Regions from separate parts of the Homo sapiens genome. Here regions 1, 3, 4, 5, 6 and 7 are each linked to region 2. The links are chromatin loops, found by intact Hi-C in ENCODE. Cell type or tissue: GM12878. All regions are shown on one strand. Region 1 overlaps LY86-AS1 (LY86 antisense RNA 1). Region 2 overlaps LY86-AS1 (LY86 antisense RNA 1). Region 3 has its middle 64 kb from the start of MIR5683. Region 4 overlaps FARS2 (phenylalanyl-tRNA synthetase 2, mitochondrial). Region 5 overlaps LY86-AS1 (LY86 antisense RNA 1). Region 6 overlaps FARS2 (phenylalanyl-tRNA synthetase 2, mitochondrial). Region 7 overlaps F13A1 (coagulation factor XIII A chain).

Evidence for each region. Peaks named below come from ENCODE experiments on the same cell type or tissue, not always from the same donor. Only the 100,000 strongest peaks of a DNase experiment are listed, where the experiment ranks them.
Region 1: a loop joins it to region 2, with 8 times the contacts of the local background. A loop is called at or near these places in 3 of 110 quality-filtered maps.
Region 3: a loop joins it to region 2, with 14 times the contacts of the local background. A loop is called at or near these places in 6 of 110 quality-filtered maps.
Region 4: a loop joins it to region 2, with 7 times the contacts of the local background. A loop is called at or near these places in 40 of 110 quality-filtered maps.
Region 5: it touches region 2 in a loop (5-fold over the local background); 6 of 110 quality-filtered maps call a loop at or near these places.
Region 6: a loop joins it to region 2, with 8 times the contacts of the local background. A loop is called at or near these places in 11 of 110 quality-filtered maps.
Region 7: it touches region 2 in a loop (4-fold over the local background); 11 of 110 quality-filtered maps call a loop at or near these places.

The regions. Positions count from the first base shown.
Region 1 is chr6:6,405,656-6,409,655 of GRCh38, forward strand. All of the region lies in intron 4 of LY86-AS1 (LY86 antisense RNA 1), which reads right to left. Among named protein-coding and RNA genes, the nearest start is that of F13A1, 87 kb to the left of the region's middle. In GM12878, no CTCF peak of the experiment used is centred here; a DNase peak (open chromatin) is centred at 1,826; H3K4me3 peaks cover 627 bases; H3K27ac peaks cover 1,824 bases.
Region 2 is chr6:6,544,880-6,548,879 of GRCh38, forward strand. The region is part of intron 3 of LY86-AS1 (LY86 antisense RNA 1); the gene reads right to left. Among named protein-coding and RNA genes, the nearest start is that of LY86, 42 kb to the right of the region's middle. RefSeq lists enhancers at 2,124-2,183, 2,264-2,313, 2,404-2,453. In GM12878, a CTCF peak has its summit at 2,355 (motif pointing left); DNase peaks (open chromatin) are centred at 1,662 and 2,322; H3K4me3 peaks cover 1,439 bases; H3K27ac peaks cover 1,635 bases.
Region 3 is chr6:6,103,414-6,107,413 of GRCh38, forward strand. No RefSeq gene overlaps it. Among named protein-coding and RNA genes, the nearest start is that of MIR5683, 64 kb to the right of the region's middle. In GM12878, a CTCF peak has its summit at 2,404 (motif pointing right); no DNase peak of the experiment used is centred here.
Region 4 is chr6:5,469,207-5,473,206 of GRCh38, forward strand. The region is part of intron 4 of FARS2 (phenylalanyl-tRNA synthetase 2, mitochondrial); the gene reads left to right. Among named protein-coding and RNA genes, the nearest start is that of FARS2-AS1, 13 kb to the left of the region's middle. In GM12878, a CTCF peak has its summit at 1,945 (motif pointing right); a DNase peak (open chromatin) is centred at 1,955; H3K4me3 peaks cover 272 bases.
Region 5 is chr6:6,493,265-6,497,264 of GRCh38, forward strand. All of the region lies in intron 3 of LY86-AS1 (LY86 antisense RNA 1), which reads right to left. Among named protein-coding and RNA genes, the nearest start is that of LY86, 93 kb to the right of the region's middle. In GM12878, a CTCF peak has its summit at 1,644; a DNase peak (open chromatin) is centred at 1,637.
Region 6 is chr6:5,420,484-5,424,483 of GRCh38, forward strand. All of the region lies in intron 3 of FARS2 (phenylalanyl-tRNA synthetase 2, mitochondrial), which reads left to right. Among named protein-coding and RNA genes, the nearest start is that of FARS2-AS1, 36 kb to the right of the region's middle. In GM12878, a CTCF peak has its summit at 2,031 (motif pointing right); a DNase peak (open chromatin) is centred at 2,031.
Region 7 is chr6:6,220,760-6,224,759 of GRCh38, forward strand. It overlaps F13A1 (coagulation factor XIII A chain), which reads right to left. Exons shown (of 15, transcript NM_000129.4): 7 at 3,927-4,000; 8 at 1,274-1,412. Among named protein-coding and RNA genes, the nearest start is that of MIR7853, 53 kb to the left of the region's middle. In GM12878, CTCF peaks have their summits at 168 and 1,571; a DNase peak (open chromatin) is centred at 1,586.

The sequences.
Region 1 (4,000 bases), 140 kb before region 2:
CTGTCATTTCTTTCACCATAGTGGAATTTAAGTCATGTTTTTCAGAAGCCAACTCTAAATTAAAATCACTATAAAGTCACCAACAAAAACCAAAGATAATATGGTCAAGATCTTCTTTTCTGTTTGCTTTAAGGATTTGTTCTATTTTAGAGTTCTCAAATAGTGGGGAATATTTTCTTAACAAAAGGGCTCAATCTTACTGCCATAAATACATGAATAGAGGAGAAAAGCCTCCAAGTGAGAACTGAAAGGTACAATCCCCACATTAAGGGGGGTGATTTTTTATTCTGTTTATAAATGGACTCAAATTTCATGACTTAATTTTACTTTTCTTAAAACTAAAAATAAATTCACTGGAACCTCAGAGTAGCAGAAATATCCTAAGTTAAAAATTCTAAAATTACTTCAAAGGCTTTGGGGTTCATGAAAAGAAGTTCCATTCTCAAAACTCTGAAAATGGTTCAGTTTATTCCCAAGGCCTGCTCAGGAATGAAGTGAGAGCTGAATCTGTTTTATTTTCAAGACTAAAAACATATCCAATTTTATTGAGTTTATTGCACAATTAGGCTGCAGATTTGAGGAGCCAAAATAAGAAAATTACAAATCATGTTTTGTACCTCACCCAAACTAGATGACATTTCTCCAAATTAATCAGCTACCCCATAAAGGATACTAACATGAGATCTGCAGAGACTTTCTTCATGCCAAAATATTATGGTGACTTTGTATCTAAACAACAGCCATTTCCAAGAAATGCTGAAGACAGCATGTTTCAAAGGCCAGGATCTTTCACCTGTATCCCAGCGCTTATTTTCCTATGTCCTGAATACACTTAGGTTGCTGGCTTTGGCTCCATTCTGATTTCTCATACACTGTTTTCTCTCTGTTCCTAAAACATTGTGTCATCATTTGTTGTGAACAGTTGGAGAAACATACAAAAGAGGCCTCCAGGCAAAGCTCTTTCCAAAGTGAGAGGAGCTGCTGAAAGATCTTGACTGGTCTACAATGTCAAAAAAGAAAAAAAAAATGACAAAGCCAAAGTTCCCCATCAACCTAAAGAGAGGATTACTTTAGAACTCATTGCATTGGCAGGACAAAGTACTTCATATGGTCTCTCAATTCTCTCTAACATCTTCCAAACCTCTTCACTGACTCTCATCCAGATACTTGCCATCACTCTCCTGCAGTGAATCCCAAGCTCTTGGCAGCATTGTAGGAATGACTCTGTTTGGCAAGCTTTCGTTGCAGTGGGCAAGTGCCACATATAAACTTCATGTGGAAATATGCACAAATACCTAACAGCGGGCATTCAAACACACTTGTTTGAAGATGCTAAGCTTCTTATAATACTTTCTTCTTTTGCATCATAAGAGAAAACATTCATCATGTGTCAGGGGGCAGGGGGTAAAAAGAGAGAGAAACACAAAATGAATCAGATATTCTCCATGTAAGCATTGATAGTCGCTTGGCCAACCTAGCAAAACATTAAAGCAAGAGCATCTGGTCTTGGTTATCCTCTGCTTTTCCCTTGAGAGTCTTCTTCCTTCAACAGGCATCTGTTTATCTCTGCCTCCCATCCTCCACTTTCTAAGTTCTCCAAACATGAAGCTGGTACTGTTTCCTGTGTTGCATTTCACTATTGGGAACCTGACGTTCCAGTTTTTCCCTCCTTCTCACCTAAACTGTCCTGCATTTCATTTCCTCAGAGCTTTGCTCTGTTCTGCTCTGCTCTCTCCAAACTGAATGATTCTTTCTGGCTCATGTGTAGATACAAGCTGTCTACACTTTGCAAAGTTCTCTCATGCATGAATTTCAGTTACCACAGTTACCACCAGTTCCCCCCAACAACATAGTTCCAATTTCCGTTACCACAGTACACTAACTCTGAGTAAATGCATGAAGTACAAACTTCACTGTTAGCTCTTCAATCCACAGATCACCACGCAATAACAGATGTACATCATGATCAGAGACCAACTACATCACTTCCTTCACATTCCCCCAGTGACTGGTCACTGTGCATCTGTTATCAGTTGATGCACAGACAGAAAAGCTGTGGTTGTGTTGCCTCCTTGGCTCCCAGTGGTAAACATACATGACGTTTTATAAAAATGAATACTCAAAAGAGGGAATTAGTTAATAAACATGACAGTCTAGTAAAAAACAAAAATGATAATGGTGAAAGTGAAATTCACATTGAAAGTAAATGGAGTTATAGGAAAAACAGCTGACTGTGGAGATGTGAACCTTGTGTCTATTGGAAAGACTCTAGATAGGCAGCCAGAGGAACTTAAGGAAGGTGAATTTATACACAAGAATTAGGAAGGCAGCAACAAGGAAAAGATTGAAAGTTAAGGTAAGATGTCTGAGAGAAAGACACATCAGCAAAAAAAAAAAAATCATATTGAAGGAATTGAAAGATGTTTCATGGCATTGAAAGTTCAAAGGATAAAATGTTGGAAGCTGATCCAAACTTAGAAAGGAGTGTGACATTCTGCCAAGGCATAGAAACTATGTTTGCTCCATAGAGTAAGGTTTATGACAAAAAGAAGGCAAGCACTCTTCAAACTACTCTTGGTAAGTTTTTTACAAAAAATAAAACTCCTGAATGCTCCATGTTTCTAATGACTTAAATTAGACTGCACTAAATAAATATTAGTTTTACTATATTTTTCGGTTTTCTGTATATTTATACCCATAGTAAGAGCGTTTTTCATATTATGGAAAAAAATTGAAAAACCACAAAGCAATCGTAATGATTATGAACATGGTTTTGCAGGGTAGCAGAGCTGTTTTTATTGTCCCACACACCATGCAGATCAGGGACTGACAGTCTATGCTCAACAACAGGATAACACCACGACCGCTCTTTGATAGAATAGATACATGTTAAAAGCTCTTCGTTAAAAGTATTACATAAGCAATAATTGTGCCTCTCCAACTCTAAGTGAAAACAGCCATCACACTATTTTAATTGAGTTAAGCAGGACTATATACAGTCATGTGCTACTCCATGGTATTGCAAGCAGTGACAGGCTACATACATGACAGTGGTCCCATAAGATTATAATACCATATTTTCATTGTACGTTTTCTATGTTTAGATATGTTTAGAGATACAAATACTTATAATTGTGTTACAATTGCCTACAGTATTCAGTACAGTAACCTCCTGTAAAAGTTTGTAGCTGAGGAGCAATAGGCTCTACCATATGCCCTAGGTGTGTAGTAGGCTATACCATCTAGGCGTGTGTGAAGGCACTCTGTGATGTTCGCACAATAATGAAATCACCTAATAATGGATTTCTCAGAACATATCCCTGTCATTGAGTGATGCAAGACTGTATATTCTAATTGATATCTATTCTAGCCCTCCAGCTTCATTTCTCTGCTACTCACTCTCCTTTTCTCTTCAGACTTGCTGGCGTTTTTTAAAAAATATATTAAATATTTTGGATAGACAAAACATATAAAGAGTATTAAAATTAACTGCCTACTACACTCCCCTGCTTAAAACAACAATTTTTACAATATGGCTGAAGCCCCTGTGTTCCCCTCTCAGATTGCACCCCCCACATCATTCCTCACCACCACCAACACCTCTGATCCCAGATTCTATGTTAATCATTCCCATTGTTTTGTTGCTCCTATTTGTTGGCATATCATGAGCACTCACACGCTTTTCCCGATCCTGGACCCTTTCATGCCTCCCCAGCACTGCTGCTGTTTCCTTTAGCACAAATCCCCTCCTCTGCTCCGCAGCCCTGCCCACCACGGTTCCCTGCTACTTTATTTCAGGTGAGAACTACATTTCGTCATCACCTTCTCGGAGAGAAGGGACCTGGGACCTCCCTCACTGGGTCAGCTCCTGTATTGCAAGTTCTCATAGCACCTGGCCCCTCCCCTTTGCACTGGGCATTTCAGATGTGGTTTTGCATTCATTTGTGTGATTCCTCCATAAGCGGATGTCTCCACACTGCTCCTGAGGGCAAGAACCAGG
Region 2 (4,000 bases):
TTGCTTGAACCCAGGAGGCGGAGGGGCAGAGGTTGCAGTGAGCCCAGATCGCACCATTGCACTCCAGCCTGGGTGACAGAGTGAGACTGTCTCAAAAAAAAAAAAAGAAGAAACCTCTCTCATTTAGCCTTCTATCTAACGATGTTTCTATACTGACCATGTTTAGAAATTAGCAAATAGCATATGGTCTCAACTAAATTAAACACCCACAGGAAAAAAATAGTTTAAGGAAACATACCAAAAGGATTATTATGTATTTAGAATCCGGGTAATATTTAATTTTTGTTTTCATATATTTCCTTATTTTCCAAAAATTGAGAAGAACATCTACTAGTTTCATAATGAAAAATCATATTTTCTAAATGCCTAAACACACAATGTTTAACATAACACTACGTACGCCGTACATGTATAACATACAATTAGGTAAAAATTATCCACATGGAAAACACCTGGATAGAACTCCCCTCCCTCCACACACACACACAAAAATCCCAGTGTTTTCCTCTGCATAGCGATTTCTCTATACATATCTGTAAATTTTCAAATTTTTATGTAATGGAGGAGGGAAGGGGAAACTTTAAAACACCAGTCCCAGAAATATGGCCCACCTGTGTGTGGGTGGTTAAGGAGCACACCTGGAACATTCACACCAGGTTCCCCTGGGAGCCCAGTGTCCTCCCCCACTCCAAAACCACGCCCGGCTACTTCTTGTATTTTTAGTAGAGATGAGGTCTCACCACCTTGGCCAGGCTGGTCTCCAGCTCCTGAGCTCAAATGATCCACCCGCCTCAGCCTCCCAAAGTGTTGGGATTACAGGCGTGAGCCACCGCACCCGGCGGTTCGTTTCATTTTCCTTCACTACCTTTCCTCGCTCACTCCACTGGCTCGTTCTTGGAGCCCCGACTCCTCTACACTGGGTCCCACTACACTGGCCCTTGGTACATACATTCCCACACTGTCAATCAACTCTTTCACCCCCACTCTGCGAGTCCCATCTCCCCAGGAGCCCGCGAGCTCCTGGGACAAGGATGTGACCATCCCCAAGCTCCTTCTCCAGGCTGAGCTGGGGGTGGGGGGGCTTTCCACAAATAAGATTAAACTGAACAGGCGCCCTTCCTCCCTCAGCCTTTCCTGGCCCTCATCCTTGAATTCCCAGCCCCCAGCTTTGCTTGGGAAATCAAAAGACGCCAAAAGGCAAAAAAACAGCTCACTGGGGAGAAAAACCCGAGTCTCCCTCCCAGGTCAGTAATTAGTGCGGCCGGAGGAAGAGCAGCCCCTGGCACAGTCGGGTCCTTAACAGCTCCCGCCCCAGAAGCTGCCTTCGGATGAACAGCCGGGTGAATCGCCATGAAAAATTAATCAGCCTCCGCCTGTCCGCGGCCTAGATGGGCGCAAAGCAGATGACCTGGCAGGAACCAGCCGCAGTGAAGCCACCGCAACCGCAGCCGCAGCCGCGGAGGGGAGGCCGTGCACCCGCCCGCCGGGAGAGCCGCGCGCCTGAGCCGGGCGCACGTGGGAAGTGGGCCACGAGACTGGAGTCCACCGAGATGGAGGCCCCGGCACTCGGGCTCAGGCCTTTGTGCTTAGCACGTACTGTTGGAATCCAGCACGCCCTGCTCCGGCGGGCGCCTCCGATCCTGAAGCGCGCACCTGGGAACTCACGCACCGCCCAGCCGCGAGGGGCTTGGCCTGGCTGAAAGCCACATTATTCTCGAAAACAACCGTGGGAAGCACACGCTGAGCTCCCGGGGCCCCTAGAGTATGCAAAGAGGCCGGCCCTGCGAGACTAAATAAGTCTCTCCCCCTAGGACCTAGTCCCTTGCCACCGGCTCCCGCGGCCACCGCGCAGCCAGAGTGCACCGTCCCTAGGGCTTTGGCGGTGGCCAGAGCCAGCAAGTGCGGCGGCCTGGAGCTGGGGTGGTGAGGGCGGATGGCAGGTTGGAGAAATGCAGCCGAGCCGCAGGTTTCTAGAGGCCTCTACAGCCCCTGCCATCTGGGCACTGCACAGACAGACGCTGCGTGAGACCTGGAGCTCGCCACCTCCATGCGGCGCTGCCAGCCACTCCGCTGCGGGTGCAGGAGCGTTCCATGTCGGGGACTGAGGGACCAGCGCCGGCTCCCCAGTTTCTCTGCATTGTGAAGTCATTTTCTTAAACTCGGGCTTTAAATAACCACCGATGACTTGCCTACGGGCCACGCAGATGCTATACTCTGACCTCGCTGGGATGTGCAGAAGTATTCTACTGTTTTGCTTTTGAATCAAATTAGGGAGTTTAGAGAAGTTTTAGATTCAGGTCAGGCTTTCCCAGGACCTCCAGGCTGTGGACTGTGCTCGAGCTTAGGCCAACAGCGCCATCTGGTGGTTATGATCCGCATGTACCCGCCAATGCCTGCAGACCGGAGAGAGTGATGTAATGGTCCACAATTGTTCCTGAAGCCAGCTCTGCAGCAGGCCAGATGTTATGGGTGTTTTATACCCCAGTTTTTCGTGTAAGTCACTGAGCGAGGGGGTTTCTTCATAGGACGAATGCTATATGCTGTAATGGAAATTCCCCTTTTTGCAATCTATTCTAGAGAGGGTGGATTTGAAGCTAGGGAGACATAGGACATAAAAAATCCAATCTCTTTGACTCCCAGCCTGACTACCTGACTTTACCAGGTCCCACCAAGACAGGATGTGAATGCATGCCTCTTGATTCCAAGAGGATGTGGAACTGTTTTACATTCCTATGCTGTCATGGCCTCCACCAGCTCATGCATTCCTTCAGGACTGAAAGCAGACTCCACACTGCCTGAAAAATTCCCGGGACACTGATCCTCACCAGAGTTGCCCCTCTGTCCCTCAGACGTCCTTTTATTCCCTTACTACCGCAGCCTGTGGCTGGCCTCCCGCCAGGGCGCTCCAGCACCTCGGACCCCTCAGCTGTCTCTCTACTCTTTGCCTCTTACCTTGACTTGCCCAGCACCCTGCAGTTGCTTTTCTGTCTTTACCCCATCTGGCCAAGACTAACTAGAGAATGTCACCAAACTATGCCAATTGGACCAGCTGCAAATTTAGGCTGTGGGACTTCAGATGAGCCCTCACTGCAACTCAGTTTTCAGCATTTGTTGATTCCTGCATTGCAGATATTCCAAATGTTTCCTTCCAATTTTTAGCTCTTGCCCTTACAGTATCTCACAATTTGAGAAACAACTTCTACTTTACAGAGTTGAAGTTGGCCTCATGTGAGTTTCCTCAATGTTGCCTCTTTTGCCCTTAAAATGTTTGTATCACCTTATTTTTTCATTCTACGTTACTTCAACAGGGAAAAATCCTTTGTCTTTCCAAACCAAATGCATCTGCTTTTATCTCTAACATAAAATATGAAGCCCAAACAAAGCAGGAAAAAAAAACTCAAAATAGAAGCAAAAGGAAACTTCAAGAAACTATCATTAACATTCTCAGAAGAATGAATAAAAAATATTGCACACATGAAAAAAGGATGCCACAAGAAAAGGAATATTCAGGAGGTGGAAAAATCCTATTAGAAATTAAAAAATATGATAGCAACAATGAAAGTTTCAAGAGAAGAGTTAGAATAGAAATTTAGTGAAGCCTTCCAGAAAGTACAATAAAAAGGCAAAAGGGCAATTTTTAGAAAGAAGGAAAACTACAACATTAGCCCAAGAGGCCAAGTCAGCTACGTAATTTGAGAGACTCAGTGAAAAATGATGATGTGGAGTTCTCTAAGAATTTTGGCTGGGCGTGGTGGCTCACACCTGTAATTCCAGCACTTTGGGAGGCCGAGGCGGATGGATCACAAGGTCAAGAGATCGAGACCATCCTGGCCAACATGATGAAACACCGTCTCTATTAAAAATACAAAAAATGAGCTGGGCGTGGTAGGATGCGCCTGTAGTCCCAGCTACTCCAGAGGCTGAGGCAGGCGATTCACTTGAACCCAGGAGGCAGAGGTTGCAGTGAGCTGAGATCGCACCACTGCACTCCAGTCTGGTG
Region 3 (4,000 bases), 440 kb before region 2:
AGTTGGATTGCTCTTGCTTCTTTAATTTTTCTAGTTGTGATGTTAGGTTGTTAATTTGAAATCTTTCTAACTTTTTGATGTGGGCATTTAGTGCTACAAATTTTCCTCCTTACCACTGCTTTAGCTGTATCCCAGAGATTCTGGTATACTGTATCTTTGTTCTTATTAGTTGCAAAAAACTTTTTGATTCCTACCTTAATTTCATTATTTAACCAAAAGTCATTCAGAAGGAGGTTCTTTAATTTTCATGTAATTGCATGGTTTTGAGCAACTTTTTTTAGTCTTAATTTCTATTTCTATTGTGCTGTGGCCTGAGAGTGTGTTTTATATGATTTCAGTTATTTTGCGTTTGCTAAGGATTGTTTTATATCCGATTATGTGGTTGATTTTAGAGTATGTGCCATGCAGCAATAAGAAGAATGTATATATTCTTTTGTATTTGAGTGGAGAATTCTGTGGAGGCCTATCAGATCCATTTGGTTCAATGTTGAGTTCAGGTGCTGAACAACTTTGTTAATTTTCCACCTCAGTGGTCTATCTAGTACTGTCAATGGAATGTTGAAGTCTTCCACTATTATTGTGTGGGAGTCTAAGTCTTTTTGTAAGTATCTAAGAACTTGTTTTATGAATCTGGATGCTTCCGTGTTGGTTGTGTATATATTTAGGATAGTTAGCTCTTCTTGTTGCATTGAACCTTTTATCATTATGTAATGCCCTTTTTTGTCGTTTTTGATTTTTGTTGATTTAAAGTTTGTTTTGTCTGAAATTAGGCAGCAACCCCTGCTTTTGTTTCTGATTTCCATTTGCTTGGTACCTCCATTCCTTTATTTTGAACCTATCGGTGTCATTGTGTGTGAGATTTGTCTCTTAAAGACAGCATACCATTGGGTCTTGCTTATTTATACAGCTTGCTACTCTGTGCCTTTTATTTATTTATTTTTTGAGACGGAGTCTTGGTCTGTCACGCAGGCTGGAGTGTAGTGGTGCGATCTCGGCTCACTGCAACCTCTGCTTTCCAGGATTAAGTGATTTTCCTGACTCAGCCTCCCGAGTAGCTGCGATTACAGGCGTGTACAAACACATCCAGCTAATTTTTATATTTTTAGTATAGAAGGGGTTTCATCATGTTGGCCAGGCTGGTCTCAAACTCCTGATCTCAAGTGATCCACCCACCTCAGCCTCCCAAAGTGCTGGGATTACGGGCGTCAGCCACCGTGACTGGCCTACTCTGTGCCTTTTAAATGGGGCATTTAGCCCACTTACATTCAAGGTTAGTATTGATATGTGTGGATTTTTTCCTGTCATTGTGTTGTTAGCTGGTTACTATGCTGGCTTGTTTGTGTGGTTGCTTTACACTGACCTGTGTACTTAAGTGTGTTTTTGCATTGGCTTGTAAGTCTTTCTACATTTAGTGCCCCTTTTGAGATCTCTTGTATGGCAGGTGTTGTTGTAATTAACTCTCTCAGCATTTGCTTATCTGAAAAATTTCTTATTTCTACTTCTCTGAAGAAGTTCAGTTTGGCTAGATATGAAATTCTTGGTTGAAGATTTTTTTCTTTAAGATTGTTGAATATAGGCCCCCAATCTCTTCTGGCTTGTAGGGTTTCTGCTGAGAGGTCCAACATTAACCTGATGGGGTTTCCTTTGTTGGGAACTTGACCTTTCTCTCTAGCTGGCTTTAACATTCTTTCTTCCATTTCAGCTTTGGAAAATCTGAGTATTATGTATCTTGAGGGTGGCCTTCTTGTGTAGAATCTTGCAGGGGTTTCCTGAATTTGACTATTGGCCTCTCTACTGATGCTGGAGAAGTTTTCATGGATGATATCCTGAGATATGTTTTCCAAGTTGTTTACTTTCTCCCTGTCCCTTTCAGGGATGGCAATGATTCAAAGATTTGGCTTCTTCATATAATTGCATACTTCTTGGAAGTTTTGTTCATTCCTTTTAAATCTTCTTTGCTGTTTTTCTGACTATTTCAGAAAGCCAGTCTTCAATTTCTGAGAATTTTTCCTAAGTTTAATCTACTCTCCTGTTCATACTTGCAATTGCTTTGTAAAATCCTTGTAGTTTGTTTTTCAGCTCTATTAGATCAATTAGGTTATTTTGTATACTGGCCATTTTGTCTGTTAGCTCCCATATAATTTTATTGTGATTCTTGGTTTCCTTAGATTGGGTTTTCCCATTCTCCTAAATCTTGATAATCTTTGTCCCTGTCCATATTCTAAATTCTATTTCTTTCATTTCAGCCAACTCAGCCTGGTTAAGAAACCTTGTTGTAGAACTAGTGCAGTCATTTAGATACATAAGACAGTGTGGCCATTTGAGTTGCTAGAGTTATATTGATTCTTTCTCATCTCTGTTTGTAAGTGTTCCTTTAACTGTTGGGCTGCCTCTGATTGAAGTGGTCAGTAGGGGGCAGGGTGGTTGTGCTGGAGTCCCAGGTTGGAGAAGTGAGGACTGGGACTGTTGCTCTGGGGTGGGGAGTCTCCCCTAGCTCTGTGTTACTCCCAGTTGGGCAATTGTTCTGCCTTGCTTTACTCCTTTCTCCATGGGTTAAGTTGTTTTCTTGATGAAGCCCAAATGCAATGCATGTACCTGAGTGTTTAATTTAAAGGTGCTGTATTTACTTGCCCCTTCTATTTCTCTCTGTGAAAGTGGCACACACTAGGGGCTTCTAGTCAGCCATCTTGGCCACTGCCTCTTAATTTAGTTTCTGATCTTTATTGTTTCCTTCCTCTTCGTACTTTAGATGTAGTCTTTTTTACAGCTTAGTAAGGTTGAAGTTTAGATAATTTAAGACTATTTAAAATTTTTTTGTTTTAATTTTTGTGAGTACATACTAGGTGTATATAATTTTGTGGTACATGAGATGTTTTGTACAGGCAAGCAATGCATAATAATCACATCATGTAAAATGAGGTATCCATTTCCTCAGCATTTTTTGATACAAAAAGTCCATTCATACTCTTTTAGTTATTTTACAATGTAAGATTAAATTATTATAGACTATAGTCACCCTGTTGCGCTATTAAATACTAGGTCTTATTCATTCTTTCTATTTTTTTGGTATCCATTAACAATCCTCACTTTCTCCCCACTCTCCTACTATCCTTTCCACCTTCTGGTAACCATTATTCTACTCTCTATGTCCCTGAGTTCAGTTGTTTTGATTTTTGGGACCCAGAAATAAGAGAAAACATGCAATGTTTGTCTTTCTGTGCCTGGCTTATTTCACTTAACATAATGACCTCCAGTTTCTTCCATGTTGTTGCATTTGACAGAATCTTATCCTTTTTTATGGCTGACTAGGACTCCATTGCGTATAAGTACCGCATTTTCTTTAACCATTCATGTGTTGTGTACACTTAGATTGTTTCCAAACCTTATGTATTGTAAATAGTGCTGCAACAAATATAGAAGTGCAGATATATCTTTGATATACTGATTTCCTTTCTTTTGGATATATACCCAGCAGTAGGATTGCTGGATCAGTAGCTCAGTTTTTAGTTTTTTGGGGAAACTCCAAACCGTGCTCCATGAGGGTTGTACTAATTTATATTCCCACCAGTGTACAAGAGTTTTCTCTTCTCCACATTCTCACCAGCATTTGTTTTTTCCTATCTTTTGGATATAAGCTCTTTTAACTCAGGTGAGATGATATCTCATTGTAGTTTGGTTTGAATTTCCCTGATGATCAATGATAAGAGCACCTTTCCGTATGCCTGTTTGTCATTTGTCTGTCTCCTTTTGAGCAACGTCTATTCAAATTTTTAGTTCATCTTTTGATTGGATTATTCAATTTGTCCTATAGAGTCGTTTGAGCTCCTTATATATTCTGGTTATTATTCCATTGTCGTATGGGTAGTTTGCAAATATTTTCTCCCATTCTGTGAGTTGTCTCTTCACTTTGTTAATTGTATCTTTTGCTGTGCTGAAGCTTTTTAACTTGACGTAATCCCACTTGTCCATTTTTGCTTTGGTTGCTTTTTGCCTAGACCTA
Region 4 (4,000 bases), 1.1 Mb before region 2:
CCTGCTGTTTTCCCTCATGCAGCTATCATCACTCACCACTTGCTTGGTCCACCGAGGTTCCTGTCCTGTGCGTTGCTGCACTGCCTTGACCCCACTCGGTTCTCACTACCTCACAGCAGAACCGGCCTGTCTCCCATTGTGCGGAGCCCCGCCCCACACTTCATATCCCTGCTGTGTGTCCTTCAGCGGGTGACAGTAGCTAATCCCTCCGCTGGATACCTTCTTGATTTTCTCTCTAAACAGCTGCAGAGAGCTGAGAAAACTCCTTCTCCCACTGCAGCATGTCATGATCCAGTACTTAGCTGTTAGTTGCCACCCCAGCAAGTCTCAGACCCTCTGCCAGGCTCTGGAATTTAGTTGTGTAGAATGTTCTGTACACTGCCCTCGGCATCTCTTAAAGGAACTGGGTTTCTGTCAGTCAGGATGACTCGCTTCAAGTGTCAATGGATAATGTCTCATGAAAAAATTAAAGGCGATGGAAAAATATGCGGTCATTGCTTCTAAAAAGATAAGGTTTGGATTTGGAGTAGGAAATATATAAGAATGAACAGAGCTTTTACAACTTTTCTTTTTCCTTTAAGGGAGCTAGATTTCTAATCAGTGTTTTTCAATATAGTTTAATGGCTTACTTTGTGGGTTTAGGATTTTGAGGTTCTGCATCTGAATTCTAGTTTTGTCATTTGTCATTTGTGTGCCCTTACACAAGATACTTACCTCTCTGAGTCTCATTCTTCTCATCTCAAAAATAGGAATAATACTGGTACTGACCTTGAAGAGTTGTAAAAATTAAAAAGTGATGGATGCAGAGCACTTAGAATAGTTTCTGACACAATAAAACTTCAATGAGTAGTAGACTTCATTATTATCTATTTTATTATTAATATTATTGTTCACAACACCATTCCAAAAGGAGTTAATTTTTGATAAAGAAGCAGAATTTCTTTAATACAGTTGGCCCTCCATACCTGCAGGTTCTGCATCCGCAGACTCAACCAAGTGTGGATCAAAAATATTCAGGAAAAAAAATGCAAGTAAAAAACAATACAGTATAGCAACTATTTACATAGCATTTACATGGTATTATGTTTTATAAGTAGACGTAGAGATGATTTAAAGTGTACAAGAGAATGCGCATAGATTATATGCAAATACTATGCCATTTTATATGAGGGACTTGAGCATCTTCAGGTTTTGGTATTTGCAGGGTGTCCTGGAACCAGTCCCCTGCAGATATTGAGGGATGACTATACACTACCCAATTTCAGCTCTACACCAAACTCGTATTTCCAGATGTATACATGTTAAGTATCATCATTACATAATGGAAAAAAGAATAAGAGTAATATTCAGATCATTTTATTTTCTCCTCTGTAATTTTTTATTAGAATAACTAGTAACTATATGTAAGGCTCAAAGTGGATTTGTTCCGTATAGTTTGTGTAGTTCTGTATAGCGCATGGGACTGGGTTTGTTGCTACTAAACTGAAAAACAAAGTTGGAATCTAAGTCCTGTGTTTATTAAAAATTCCAAGAAAAACAAGGCTTTCTTTTTCATCTAACTTTTCTAGAAAATAGACAAATCAATGAGATCCTATAAGTATCATTGTCCTGGAAGAAGGTGAGTGGAAAGTAAAGAGACTCAATTTTTTTATCTTTTTAATATGTGTTCATGATACAAAATTGAGCACTCTGAATTTTCGCAGACCTTTCTCCCTTTGCTGTATTAACCTCAAGTACCTTTGAATAGTCTTGGTACAGGTATATTCTATTTATAACAGCCAGTCTATTATCTGGTTCTCTTCCTCTTCCTGTGTTCCTTTCTTCCTGCTCTTACTGATCAGAAAAGGCTTTCTAAGCTAGAGTGTGAGAGTTACATGTTAACAATAAGTGAACCCCACTGAGGGGTTTCAGCCACTGAGAGACTGACCCAGAAGCAGCAGTAGAGGGCGCTCGGCCCCTCATTTCATAATAGTGGAGCCTGCACCAAACGTCTTTCATTTGAGGAGCTAAAAATGAATTGCACGTATTAATTAAGTCTTGCCGAGGCCTTGTTAGTGATCCGGTGCTAAGCGCCTAAAATAAGTAGATCTTATTTTAATCTTGGGGAAACTGGGTATAAGAGGGAATTTCCTGAGACTCCATAGCAAGAGTCAGAATTTCAGCAAAAACCCAGGAATCCTTCTCTTACCTTTTCTTGCTCTGGCTAATATCCCAACTAGCCCTTCATTTACGAAGAACCAAAGGGAAACTCCAGGACTTTTAATTTCCTCTTGAATAATTCCTTTAATGAAGGACATATGAGATTTTTGCTTGAAGTAAATGTTACCAGCAACACTGTACCACCTATTTTAAAATTAATCCCTTTTGTTAGATAGCTATTCTAGTGGCTCTTTGCTTTTAACCAACAAAGGCCCTTAAGAAAAGGAAAATGAAAAATAAATAGCAGTCCTGGAATCCTATTGCCTAGTGTAGGCAGATCATATTCTGTATGATCTTGTTGGCTCATATTATGTGGTGATTAGAGCTGGGCTTCAATCAGCTGGATGATTCCCCAAGGCAGGGTCTTGTCCCACCAGTGCACATGGTGCGCCCCGTCTGACACCAGGGCGACTTGAGAATTGAGCCCAGGGAAGCTGCAGTGTGGTGCAGCAGATGCGTACTGGTGGTTGCCATGGAGATCGCTAATACTGCTGAAACCCAAAGAAAGGGCATTTGCCACAGCTCAGGAGCCTGCCTGAAAATGAATGAGAAACAAGTGGAATTCAGAATAGTCCCCCAGCTCCTTATCCCACATGGAGTTTTAATTTCCTTTTCTCCTCCTCTTCCTCTTCCTTTTTCAAAGAATAGATTGAAAACAAGGCTGTGTTATAAAGCATGCTCAGCCCCCTCCGACCTCATTGCTGCCTGACATATCCCTGGAATAGATGTATATTAATGACGACGCATGACTAATAGGATTGGGGCTGGGGGCTGGTGTAGTGGTGCTTCTGGAGCCTGTGGGCCGCATGTCACTGGGGTTTAGCAGGCACGCTGGGATTTGTCTGCAGCATATGCGCTGCTGTTAATGATTGAAAAATTACCACAACAATTAGTCATGGATCGCTGAAGGCAGGGCCCCCAAATGTGATGGACAATGTGATTAAATCCATGTATGTGACAATTAACTCTCCTGCAGGTTTATCCACCAAGGAGGGTGCCCTAGGGGTGAGAGCAAAGGGGAATGAGAAGGAGGAAAAATGGGAAAACAAAAAGGAGCAGGAGAGAATAATGCTGCAGAATGGATCAGATACAGCTGGCACTATTGGTTTTAATCTGATCCTGAATTAATCACGGTTTGATTAATCCTGGTTTTATTGCACCTTTCTGTTGCCCATTTATTTATATCTTCCTTAATTTTATAGAAGCATGACTGATTAAATTCTGCCCATTCTGTGTTTTTTAAATTTTAAAATCAGGTCTCTCCATTTAATGTGATGTCCTAGGTGGTCCAAGGTGCAATTATCTCGTAAGAGCTTAGCAGGCACCAGACATAGCATGTCATGAATCCCCTTATGTATCACAGCTGAGTAACCCAGAATAAATATTTGTTTGCTCAATATTCTGCCTAAGTAAAAAGAAGCCTTGTGATGTCAGTCTGCTTGTTTATTTGGGTGGAAGAAATAAGAATACACACCCCCGCAACTTTGTTAAATACAGAGAGCACACATTCAGTATATGTCACACACAAAATTTTGTGCATAAAGAAAAAGTGTGTTAATATTTGGATGAAGTATCTGCAAATATATATTCATGGCCTAAAAGGGTAATGTTTGCAGTCCATAGATATGTTCATACGTGGAATTATTTTTAACCAGTTTGTATTGTTCTTGTTTTGTTCTCGTTTAGATGTTACTTTTGGTGTTATCTATATTTGCATACCAAACACTACATTTAAATAATGCCAAGGAGGTTGTGACACGAATCAGCACAAGCAAAACCTCATGCTTTGTAACTCACGCAT
Region 5 (4,000 bases), 52 kb before region 2:
AAACATTTAGATTGTTTTCATGAACTATATAAAAGTAAATCGATCCATAAAAGGAGAATAAATAAAGAATTTAAACCACTTTCTTGCCAAAGAACCTTTAAAAAGGAAATATGTTGTTTTTAACAATTCCAAAATAGTCAATAGAATGTTTAGAAATAGTTGATAAAACTACTTTGTTTAGAACTCAATTTTCAAATTGAATCTATTTCTTTAATTAAAAAAACAAATTTACAAAAAAAGATAAAGTGGTAATAAAGGCTGAGATTGGCTGTATATTCAGCAAATGAACCTCCTCAAATCATAACTGCTACATCCATTTCACGACGACTAATGATGGCCACAGCCATTTGTGTTTGTATCATCATCCAGACTGATGACTAAGACAGGCAAAATGAACAGATCATCCATGGCCATTCATTGGACAAGTGTGCAGCTCTGCCTCATAAATAAGATCTACTGTCATTTTTTTCCTAATTGTATAAGCAATACATGGCCACTTCCCAAAACTGAAAAAACAAGGAAAATCACAAAGCAAAGAAGATTCAAGCTGTCGATAATTTCGCCTATAGTCCAAACTACTTAGAGGCTGAAGCAGGAGGATAGCTTGAACCCAGGAGTTCAAGGCTACAGTGCGCTATGGTAGTGCCACTGTACTCCAGCCTGGGCAACCAGCAAGACCCTCTCTCTGAAATTATAATAATAATACTAACAACAGATTCACATTTCAAAGTACTCATTGTTAACATTGTAGAGAATGCATTTCCATATTTTTCCAGTTCTTAATAAAAGATATAAATATAAATAATGTACAGCTATAAGTAAATAATATAAAATGTAAATAAAGTAAATATAAAACCCTATAATATGATTTCATTTTCTTTTATTATAGTCTCTAATTACTGGTCAAGTATATCTTTTCAATTTTTTCTCTGTTTTTGTTTTTTGTTTATTTTTGTTTGGTTGGTTTTTTTTTTTTTTTTTTTTTTTGAGACAAGATCTCACTCTGTCACCCAGAATGGAGTGCAGTGGTGTGATCTCGGCTCACCACAACTTCCGCCTGCCAGGTTCAAGCAAGTCTCCTGCCTCATCCTCCTGAGTAGTTGGGGTTACAGGCGCATGCCACTCCCGCCCAGCTATTTTTTGTATTTTTAGTAGAGACAGGGTGGTTTCAGTATGTTGGCCAGGCTGGTCTCAAACTCCTGATGTCAAATGATCCACCTGCCTCGGCCTCCCAAAGTACTGGGATTACAGGCATGAGCCACTGCGTCCGGCCCCATTTTTCTGTTTTAAAATCAGTGAAATTCCTTTTCTAATGTTTAAAGTAATTTAGTCTGCTGACCCTAACTGAAGATAAAAACTGAAAAATTAAACAACCAAACCCCACACCAACCTTCTATAAATTTTCCTTGTTATTTGAGGCCCCAGGATCTTTGCTTGTGCCCTTCCCTCCACATGAAATGCTCCCTCCTTCTGCTCATCTGCCTACAAACTCCTGGCTTTTGGTAGAGGGCACTTAACTACTTAGTTCCACGTGTTTTCCTTAAAGAGGAAGGACTTAGACGTCATTCCCAGGAGGGAATACCTCTTTCTCCCCTAACTCAGTGCTCCTGAGGTACAAGGCAAGAATATACAGCATTAGGGCGCCCCCTTGCTCCGGTGGACAGCCATGCTAGAGCTCATGGTTTCATGGGACCTCCTTCTTCTGGGCTGTTTTGCACTTGCCATGGGGAGGCCGGCTGTAGTCACACCTCTGGCTAGGTGAATATTCACTCTGCAGACTCAGTTACTCTCTTGCAGTAAACCGCAGGTCTTCACATGGACAGGAGGACTGCAAAGGCCAGAAGTTCCAAGTTTCATTCTTCAAACTTGCTTAAGTCGTTTAAAGTCTTAAGTGGGTATTTCAACACCTATCTAACTTCTACATGTAATTCTCAGGGTTCAGAACTGGGGCAGAACCCAAAAGTCTTCCTTGGACCACATCTGTCATAACAGAATTAACCTTTTATACATACATTTTATAGCACCGAATCATATTTGTTCACATGGCATATCCCATTTGAGTCTAAGGCCTCCTTAAGGCAGAATATTGAGACTTACTTGTCTCTTCATTTCCATAAATCATTCTATTCCTATTATGCTATTTCCTAGCATAATATCTGGCATATAGGAACACTTAGTAAAAAATCTGTTAAATGAGAAGATCGCAAATTGTTGGCAGTGTCACATATTTGTAAACAATCAGACAAATTTTTATCCAAAAAGTTTCCCTACAAATAATAGATTCTTATAATGATAAGATGTCCCTAGAACAGTGATTCTCACATGTTTCAGAATCATCTGGAGCAGAGAACACCTGCTGGGCCACCCCTGAGTTTCTGGTTAGTCGTTTTAGGCCCTAGACTTTACATTTCTAACAAGCTCTCAGGTGATATTGATGCACCGGTCTGGGAACCACACTTTGAAAACTACTATCCTAGAACAATCATTCTCAAACGATTATCAGAATCACTTCTGTTACAGTTGCCCCAGTACATTTCTAAAAAATAAAAAAAAATTTAAAAAGAATTACCTCTGTTTTGCTAAATTTCCACATATTGCTATGATATTCCGACCTGGAAAGGTGGATGCAGAAATCAAATATTTCATACATGACTCTGTGATAGCAAATCCATCCAAAGACAGATAATTGGAAATCACTGGACTTGGGCCGCACTCACAAGCTAACTTTGGAATGACATGTAAAAAAGAATTTCCTGGCCATATCTTCTGTGACTCATTCTGTAACTGTGAATTATTGAGTAACTAACAATTTTCTGGGGAAATCTACTCCAAGATACCGTATGGTGTCTTGGTTTGGGCTAAACTTCACTATTTAATTCCTGATTTTATCATGCCCTATAGGACTGTTCTTCTGATCTGATCAGGATACAGCAAGTCTCAGGACAGCAATCTCTTCACCAACAACTATTAATTAGACACCCACTAAGGGAAAACCACCATGGAAGCTCCAAAGTGGAGAGAAAGAAGCAAAATATTTAGCTGTCTGGAAATATCAGTTGGCTGTAAAGATAGAAAATAGATACATTTTTTAAAAAGATATTTCTAATAACAAACAATAGTTACCCAAAGATTGGTGAAGAAAAGAAAAACTAAAATAACTTTGAGGAAGAGAAGGATGGATTTCTCAAAGCTAGAGAAGTAAAGAAAAACCATTTGAAGAAGAAGAAGGAACTGTAGAGTTATATCGGAAGACAGAATTGAAGAGGCAAGATCCTACCTAGAATAAAGTTCCAAAGAGAGCTTGAGACCCAAGCCAATTATAGAAGGACAGGTCTAGTGATAGAAGTAGGACATCTTGACTTCCATAAAAACAACAAGGGCACCTCTGTCAATTAGCTACTGGCTCTCTTCTGCAGATGACATTGCTCTGGAATAGTATGAGTCTGATTCCTCAGTACCATCTGGCATTTTCTGACTAAGAGCAGCTCTTGTGCTGAAATGCAAAAATGGTAGTAGTTAAAATAGCACAGAGAAAATGGTGGCCTGTGTTTATCGACATGTCTTAGCGTATAGGAGTCAATAACTACTAGATGTTATAGAAAACACATTCATTTTGATGAGCCCTGAGGCCCTGGAATACCTTTCTCCAGTAGGTGATAAAATTGCTGATTGTTGTCTTTGGGAGAAGTTAAAGTGGAAATTAAATGGGCCCATGAAGAATAATAGCCCTTTTGATTTCTTTTTGGACGAGGCATGTGTGTTACTGCCTATGCCTTCACTTGATGTAGCAAACACTAATGATGATATCACGGTGTTCCTTAGTTATTGAAAACCATGTGAAACATTCTAAAATAATTCTGTAAAGTAATCTTCTATTTATCTCATCATGTAAATGTGGCACCACACCTGAAATCAGAAATAGAAAATATTGAAAATTTTGAAATCAAATGTAGCATGCCCTGAGATGAGACACGATTGTTACAGTATCCGCACTAGTGAC
Region 6 (4,000 bases), 1.1 Mb before region 2:
CTGGCATTGGGTAAATACAGCCTTTCCAAATGGGAGAAATTGGCCAAAACAAAGGAGCTACCAGGCCCCATGCAAGTGTGAAATCCAGTGGGGCAGTAAAATCTTAAAGCTCCAGAATGATCTCCTTCAACGCCATGTCTCACATACAGGTCCTGCTGATGCAAGAGGTATGTTCCCATGGTTTTGGGCAGCTCTGCCCCTGTGGCTTTGCAGGGTACAGCCTCCTTCCAAGCTGCTTCCATAGGCTGGTGTTGAGTGTCTGCGGCTTTTCTAGGTGCCTGGTGCAAGCTGTTGACTTCCTTCTGGCACCGTCATGGAGCTTATCCCATCCCAGACTCTGACTTGAAGCTTTTTGCCTCCCTCCTGCCGCAAGCCCACAGTGTGCCATCCTGCAGGAGGCAGGCTCCTGGTTCTTCTTGGTTGTGGACCCCAGACCCATTCTGGGGTCTGGAGGGGTCTGGAGGACGGCGTCCTTCTCACAGCTCCACTAAGTGGTGCCCCAGCAGGGATTCTGTGTGGGGGCTCCTACCCAAAATTTCCCTTCTGCACTGCCCTAGCAGAGGTTCTCCATGAGAACTCCACCCCTACAGCAAACTTCTGCCTGGGCATCCAGGCATTTCCATGCATCTTGTGAAATCTAGGTGGAGGTTCCCAAACCTCAATTCTTGACTTCTGTGTACTCACAGGCTCCACACCACATGGAAGCTGCTAAGGTTTGAGGCCTGCACCCTCCGAAGCCACAGCCCGAGCTCTACATTGACCCCTTTCAGCCACATAACAACTGGGACACAGGGCACCAAGTCCCTAGGCTGCACACAGCATGGGGACCCTGGGCCTGGCTCATGAAACCACTTTTTCCTTGTAGGCCTCCAGGCCTGTGATGAGAAGGGCTGCCACAAAGACCTCTGACATGTCCCAGAGACATTTTCCCCATTGTCTTGGGGATTAACTTTCACCTTCTTGTTACTTATGCCAATTTCTGCAGCCAGTTTGAATTTCTCCTCAGAAAATGGGATTTTCTTTTCTATCGCATTGTCAGCCTACAGATTTTCCAAACTTTTATGCTCTGCTTTCCTTATAAAGCCAAATGCCTTTAACAGCACCCAAGTCACCTCTTGAATGCTTTGCTGCTTAGATATTTCTTCTGCCAGATACTCTAAATCATGTCTCTCAAGTTCAAAGTTCCACAAATCTCTAAAACAGAGGCAAAATGCTGCCAGTCTCTTTGCTAAAACATAACAAAAGTTACTTTGCTCCATTTCCGAACAAGTTCCTCATCTCCATCTGAGACCATCTCAGCCTGGACTTCATTGTCCATATCACTATCAGCTTTTGGTCAAAGCCATTCAACAAGTCTCTAGGGAATTTCAAACTTTCCCACATTTTTCTGTTTTCTTCTGAGCTCTTCAAACTATTCTAACCTCTTCCTGTTACCCAGTTTCAAAGTCACTTCCACATTTTTGGATGTCTTTTCAGCAGCGCCCCACTCTGCTGGCACCAATTTACTGTATTAGTTTGTTTTCACACTGGTGATAAAAACATACCTGAGACTGGGAGGAAAAATAGGCTTAATGGACTCACAGTTTCATATGGCTGGGGAGGCCTCACAATCATGGCAGAAGGTGAAAGGCCCATCTGACATGGTGGCAGACAAGAGAAGAGAGCTTGTGCAGGGAAACTCCTGTTTTTAAACCCGTCAGATCTCATGAGACTTATTCACTATCACGAGAACAGCATGGGAAAACCTGCCCCCATGATTCAGTTACCTCCCACTGGGCCCCTTCCACAATGCGTGGGAATTCAAGATGAGATTTGGGTGGGGACACAGCCAAACCATATCACCTTTTATCTTTCAACTTAGACTATGCCTGTTTGGTTCTCTCTCTCTCTCTCTCTTTTTTTTTTAAATCATAAATGTCACTGTTGTGTGTTAGGAGAACAAGGACACAGACCGTGCCTTCTTGGTCTCATGAGTGTGCTTTGTGTTGGAAGCTGAGTTAATGTGGTGTTGCACTGTCTGCTCCAGTGGAGGGCAGCATGGGGCTGTGCTGTCCCACACACCTGGTTCTGATCCTGGCATTTACTCTCTACTGTAAACTGAGATTAGATACGTGAGCTGTTGCAGTCACATTTCCCTCATCTGCAAAGTGGGAATGAGAGTAACGATTGTTCAGTGTATATGCCAGCCTCACATCAGCGTAAGCATGAAGTGAGAGCAGGCATGGGACGTGTTTAGCACAGTGCCCAGCATATAGTAAATGAACAGTAAATGTCAGTTACCCAGGAACACAATTTAGACATGCTTATTTTTTCATATTTTATTAAAAAGTGAGATGTTTCAGATTATGAGCTGAATTTCATGACATTCAATGAAAAAAAATACCCACTGAGTGTTAATGAGCTGCTAGGTACTGTGTTAGGCTTTTTACACACTTCCCCATGCTGAATTGTCACAGAAACTCTGTGAGATATTCTTATTTTTGACAAAATTGAAGCAGTGCGAGGTTAAGTAACTGGCCTGAGGTCACTCAGCTGCAAGTGATAAAGCTGGGATTTGCTTCTAGATCTGTGCTGGCTCTTAGATCCAGGCTGTCCCCCACCCGACCAGCTTTGTGGAGGCTGGTGTGTGAGCCTTCTGTTTACAATGCCTCTCTGTGTAGCCTGCAGGGATCTGAAGATAGTTTCCTTCGAGAACAGGTTGACGAGGAGGATCGAGGACCAAAGGGCTGTGCTGTGGCTCTGCCTGAGGCCGGGATGCTATTGGACTGTCCCCTCTGCTGCTTGATAGAGAGCACGGGAGTGATCACTTACCCTGGTGCCTCTGAACCCATACCCAGATTTCAGAATGAGGGGCCCATTAAATTGTGCCATACTCCATTTCTCATTTCATTGTGAGGTAGAGAAACGATCATATCATCTTACGATCCAAGCACTAGTCAAAAGGATCCCTGTGTAGAGGAGTCCCAGGGGAACAGTGTGAAACTGCACTTGCACACATTGGTCTTTCTGCCAAGCAGAAGAATAATAGCTGTGGGACCAGTTATACCATTGCCAATGGTGGAGGAAATCGCCTGCCTTTTATTTTTCCCCTATTGCTTTGTGTTTGTCTTAGCAGGAGTCATTGTGGCTGAAATAGTGTTAATATCTTCTGTATGCTTGGGAGGTCCCACACTGGAGGATTTTATTACCCTCTGTGAGAGGGAAGAGGTGGTATTTACCATTAACTTTGTAGTAGGAATGGTTTTATTCCACTTGGCACTCTGCAGCGCTGGACTCCAGGGTACATGGTTGTGTGGACGCATAGGATATATATGGCGCTCTTAAAGAGTCACAGTGGTGGCATTGCCAGGTTTGTAAGGCCCTAGATAGGGATGAAGTGTAGGTCATGAATGACTTCATGCTGCGTGTGAGGTGGGCTTTGGAAACAGAATCAGTATTTGTATTCCCACATGGATGCTTCAGGCCTTAAAAGTGCCTCCTCTTCCTTATGACTGCCAGCCACATTTACTGAGTCCAGAAGACACTCTTTTCTTCTCTTAGGGGAGAGACGAGATGTAAACAGCAAGGGCAAGGAAGGCAGCCCTGGGAATCGTGTCTGTGGGTACTCAACTGTTGCTTTATCTAAGTGGGAGCTGCGTAAGAGGGTCGAGCTGGTGTTCTTTTATCAGCAAAGCCCTGGATCTTTGTCTGGGACCTACACTCTCATTGTATTCTTCCACCAGTTAGTTCTATGGCCTTGGCGCCTGTGGAAAGTATTGAGCTAATGTTAGTGCAAAATATTATACAACACCTATCGAGGGCGTTTTGGCAATATTTATTAAAATCATAAAAGCATTTACTCTTCAACTCAACAGGGTATTTAGTCACAGCATTGCTTTCAGTAGCACAACACTGAATATTCTCCAAGTGTGTATCAGTAAGACTTCTTATATGAATGTGGGCCACATGCAGGAATCTTTGGTAGGAGTAAGAAAAGGACTGAGGGCGTGCTCTATGCATT
Region 7 (4,000 bases), 320 kb before region 2:
TTCAATTTACAGAGACAAGGTTTTGTCTTACACGTGCCCTCCAGCTTACTATGGCTCAGCTCATTCCCTTCCAATGAACCGAACTATTTTTAATTCATGGTAGCACTTTGCTACTCATTCAGCAATTTCATTTCAACATTCTCCAATGAATGTGTGCCCCTACTGGTGAGTTAATACTGCTGCTACAACTGTGATCCATTCCTGTAACATGAAGTTCAGGCACTTCTAACTTTTAGTTTTGCTTAAAATGAACTTGTAACTTCCTACCATCCCCATTTGGATGCTTGTATAACAGAAAGTGTTTTAGCTTTATTATTTGTGCATGAGACTCATTTTTGGCTTAGAAGTTCTACCTAGCTCAATGCCTGACCACAGAGGAACTTATGCCCCAATTTCCTCCCACACAGACCTTGATAAAAATTCTTCCTACTTAAACTCTTAGGATTTTTTTCGTTTCTTCTTAGTGTATTGATTTGGACTTAGGGGGTCTCAAGGAAAAATGGAATTTCCCTGGGATCTTAAGTTCCCTCTAGCCAGCTTGTAACAAAGCTGTTCAGGGCAGTGAGAGAACCCCACAGCTGGTTTTGGGGAACAATTTCAGCTTTACTCCCATTTCTATATCTCAATGAAAGGTGACAATATAATCAAGGAGAATCTCATCTTTACATTCGAAAAGAAAACCTATACTGCTGAAGTCATTTAAAAGGTTGTGGTTAATGGTCAGAAGCATTTGGGTTTATTCCCAGCTCAACAGATGTATGACCGTGAGCAAGCCTTTTTGGGCCTCAGTTTCCTCATTTGTAAATGGCGATATTAATAACATCCACCTGATACAACTAAAAAGAACTGGATAAGATCATGCATACACCAAGACCGATGCATAGTAAATACTAAATAAATGTTAGCTCTATTAGTCCCAGGGCACTGACCCAGAGAACGCTTGGCTCCAATACTTCTGCTATTAACTGTAATATTAATATATCAAGGTAGAGAGGAACTAGTATAGGCATATGCAGCAGCTAAAACTATGACCTTTTTTTGGTGGTTGCTATTATAAGGAATGATTGATTTTTATCACTAGGAACCCAAACTGTCTCTTCAGTAACATTTCTAATCATTTGCTAGAACATTCTTTGACAATCAGAGTTTTCTGCCTGTGCTGTTGAATGGTCCTCAAAATAGAACAGAAACATCAGATTGAGTCTATCTTGTGGTAAATGTGTAACATTACTATAATGTGACATCAGCCAATGCCATTGTCAATCAAACTCACCACACTGAATCCTTGGTGAGTTTGGAATTCACGTTCCCATCTTCTTCCAGGAAGATGTCCATTTGCAAATTGGCATCATTATCATGGGCAGAGAAATAATTGGTAACAATTCTTGCTGGTATTCCAAGGCATCGTAAAACTACAGGAAAGGACAGACCACAGCTAAACACATCACCAGCATTTAATAAACACAGAGTGAAAAAACCCTTCTTGTAGGGGACTTTCTTCCTGACCCAACATGAAAAGCCCTTTGGACATGTTATTCTCAAATGTTCCATGCTGGAAAAGGGTGGTCATTCAACCCCATGGGGGCGGTAGAGAGAAATCTTGCTGTGTGATCCTTCAGAATTGCAGCTGGTGTCAGGTGAAGCCAACTAGAGTAGAATCCCAACAGGGTTCTAATTGTTTCGTTTCTAAGCGTTTGATCATCAACGTAGTATTATTTTAGTCCCATGAATGGGACTATGTTCCCGAAAATACAATTTTAAAAACCCACTAATAGGAAGTTAGGAATTTACAGAGTAGGTCCTTGGTGGAATTTGCTGTCTTGGCCAGAATTTGCTCCTGTGACATGCATTGGTGGGTGACACCACAGATTCATTTTAGTTCATTTTAATAGATAACAAATTATCTGAATACCTTTCTTGCCATATGTACCTACTGATTAAACTTAATCCAAATGCCCTCCCTGCCTCCCAGGACACCAGACATCAGGGCTCATTGAAAATAATTCAGCTGACAATTTTAAGATTAATGACTTGGCTTGCCTTTTTATTTTCTCCTTCAGAATAGTTTAGCATTTTTAACCAAAGACTACCCACCTCCTTCAACAGAACAACCTTGGAAGTCCAAACTGGAGTCTGGTAGAGATTCAAGGGTCCCCCTCCTTAAAGGACTTGATCTTAATGCCCCAAACAACAGTGGCAGCTGCCACGGGCCTCCCGTTCCCATTTTCCTTTCTTGATTTTCAGCCCTGTTCACCCAGGGTCTTATCAATAAAACGATTGCCACTCTCATTCTGTTTCTGGCTGAACACTAATTCACATTATCCCAGACACGACTTGGTCAAGACTCTGCCTTACTCATAATTTCAAGAAAGTGAGGCTTGACTTTAGGGCACCTGTTCCTCCTTCCCCCAATTTCCATCTTCAGGTTTACTCTCGTTGTGACTTCCCCACTGTGTGTTTCTGCCTTTTCTTGATTTACCGCCAAAGCCTGTTTTCAGGCATAGATTGGATAACCTTTTTATGCCAAAGACACGAACGGATGTAAGGTGTTCACTATTTTATCTTGTTGTGAGCCGGAAGGAATTACACTGGGATAGTGAAATTGTAGGCATGGGGAGAACTTGGGTCCTTTCTGTCTTCTAAAATCATTTCACAAGAGTGGTTGCCTCTGTTGGGCATCTTTTACCTTGTCTTGGTTTGGGAGCCTCGAGGGATGGGATGACCTCCAACCTTTAACCTACCATGAAGTTCCGGCTTCTATCTGGAACTTCAGAGACCAGTGCTTCTAGGGGACTATACTTTTGATTTTCATTGCTCCCAAGAAATATGTATTCCTTCTTCCCTGGGTTATATTTAAATGGCTAAGAAAATAATCTTATCCTGTTTGATACTATGGGAAAATAAAACAAAACAAAACTCATGACTTTTTTTTTTTAAATTTAGATCACCAAGTCTTAGACTGTTGAGACTTTGAGCTAAAACAAATAGGTTTTGTAATCATTTTTTTAAATGACCTCCCTCCAGCCTCCAACCCCTCCCTTTGTTTTTGATTTAAAAAATGTTAGCTAGGTAAAAATTCTTTATTAATGAGCAGGCAGAAAGGACACCCCAACTTGAGCTTAATGTTTCTCCAAGGCTGTAGAAATGACTTGTGAATGAAAATCATTACCAGTGATGAAGACATACTGAAATAAATGTATTTTTAAAAATATTCACTGAATTAATTGTAATATCGTCTGGGTCTAGAGAGGCAAATGCCTCTGAAAAATGATGCATGACACTGAAGAGAATAATTCTGTTCTCATATGCTTTCCTCTACAGATTGGATGTTGGGTGGATTAAAAACCAGAGGGGAAACTGGAGAGGGAAAGATTGTTCATTATGTTCTGATCTCTAATTGCTCAGGGGCATTGAGAAATGTGGAAAAATGAATATGAGACCACCTGCTATAATACCTTCCATAACTGGGATAAAAATTAAGTGTATATATTTATAAAATTCTCAATAATAAATAAATACGCATATTTATACAACTTCTCAATGATAAATAAGCAATATATATCTTTTGTTATTTATTATTTTAGTTTTAACTGTTTTAGTTTTTTTAAAATGTGGTGGCTGAAAAGAAAATGGCTTTTTTCTCTATATTTTTACTGTAACCCTCTATTTCTTCGGGTGTTAAGTGATGGATTACACAGGATATAGTCTATCATTCTTTCTATAAAGATTCTGCAGTCAAAGAGAAACTATGAGCATATTTGGCCCACTACAATTTAATTATGCATTGACTACATCCCAGAATGGCTCACCCATAAATTCTATAGTGTCAACAGGGGCTGCTATGTCTCTTTGTTAGGTTATAGAAAAAATGTCTTAGAGTGAAGTTTCCTTTATATTAAAAAGAAATTACTCAGTTGGATACTTACATGTGTTAAAGACACCAGCAAAAACCCAGCATTGGCCATACCGGACTGGATTCTCAGAGCTCCGGTATTCCAAT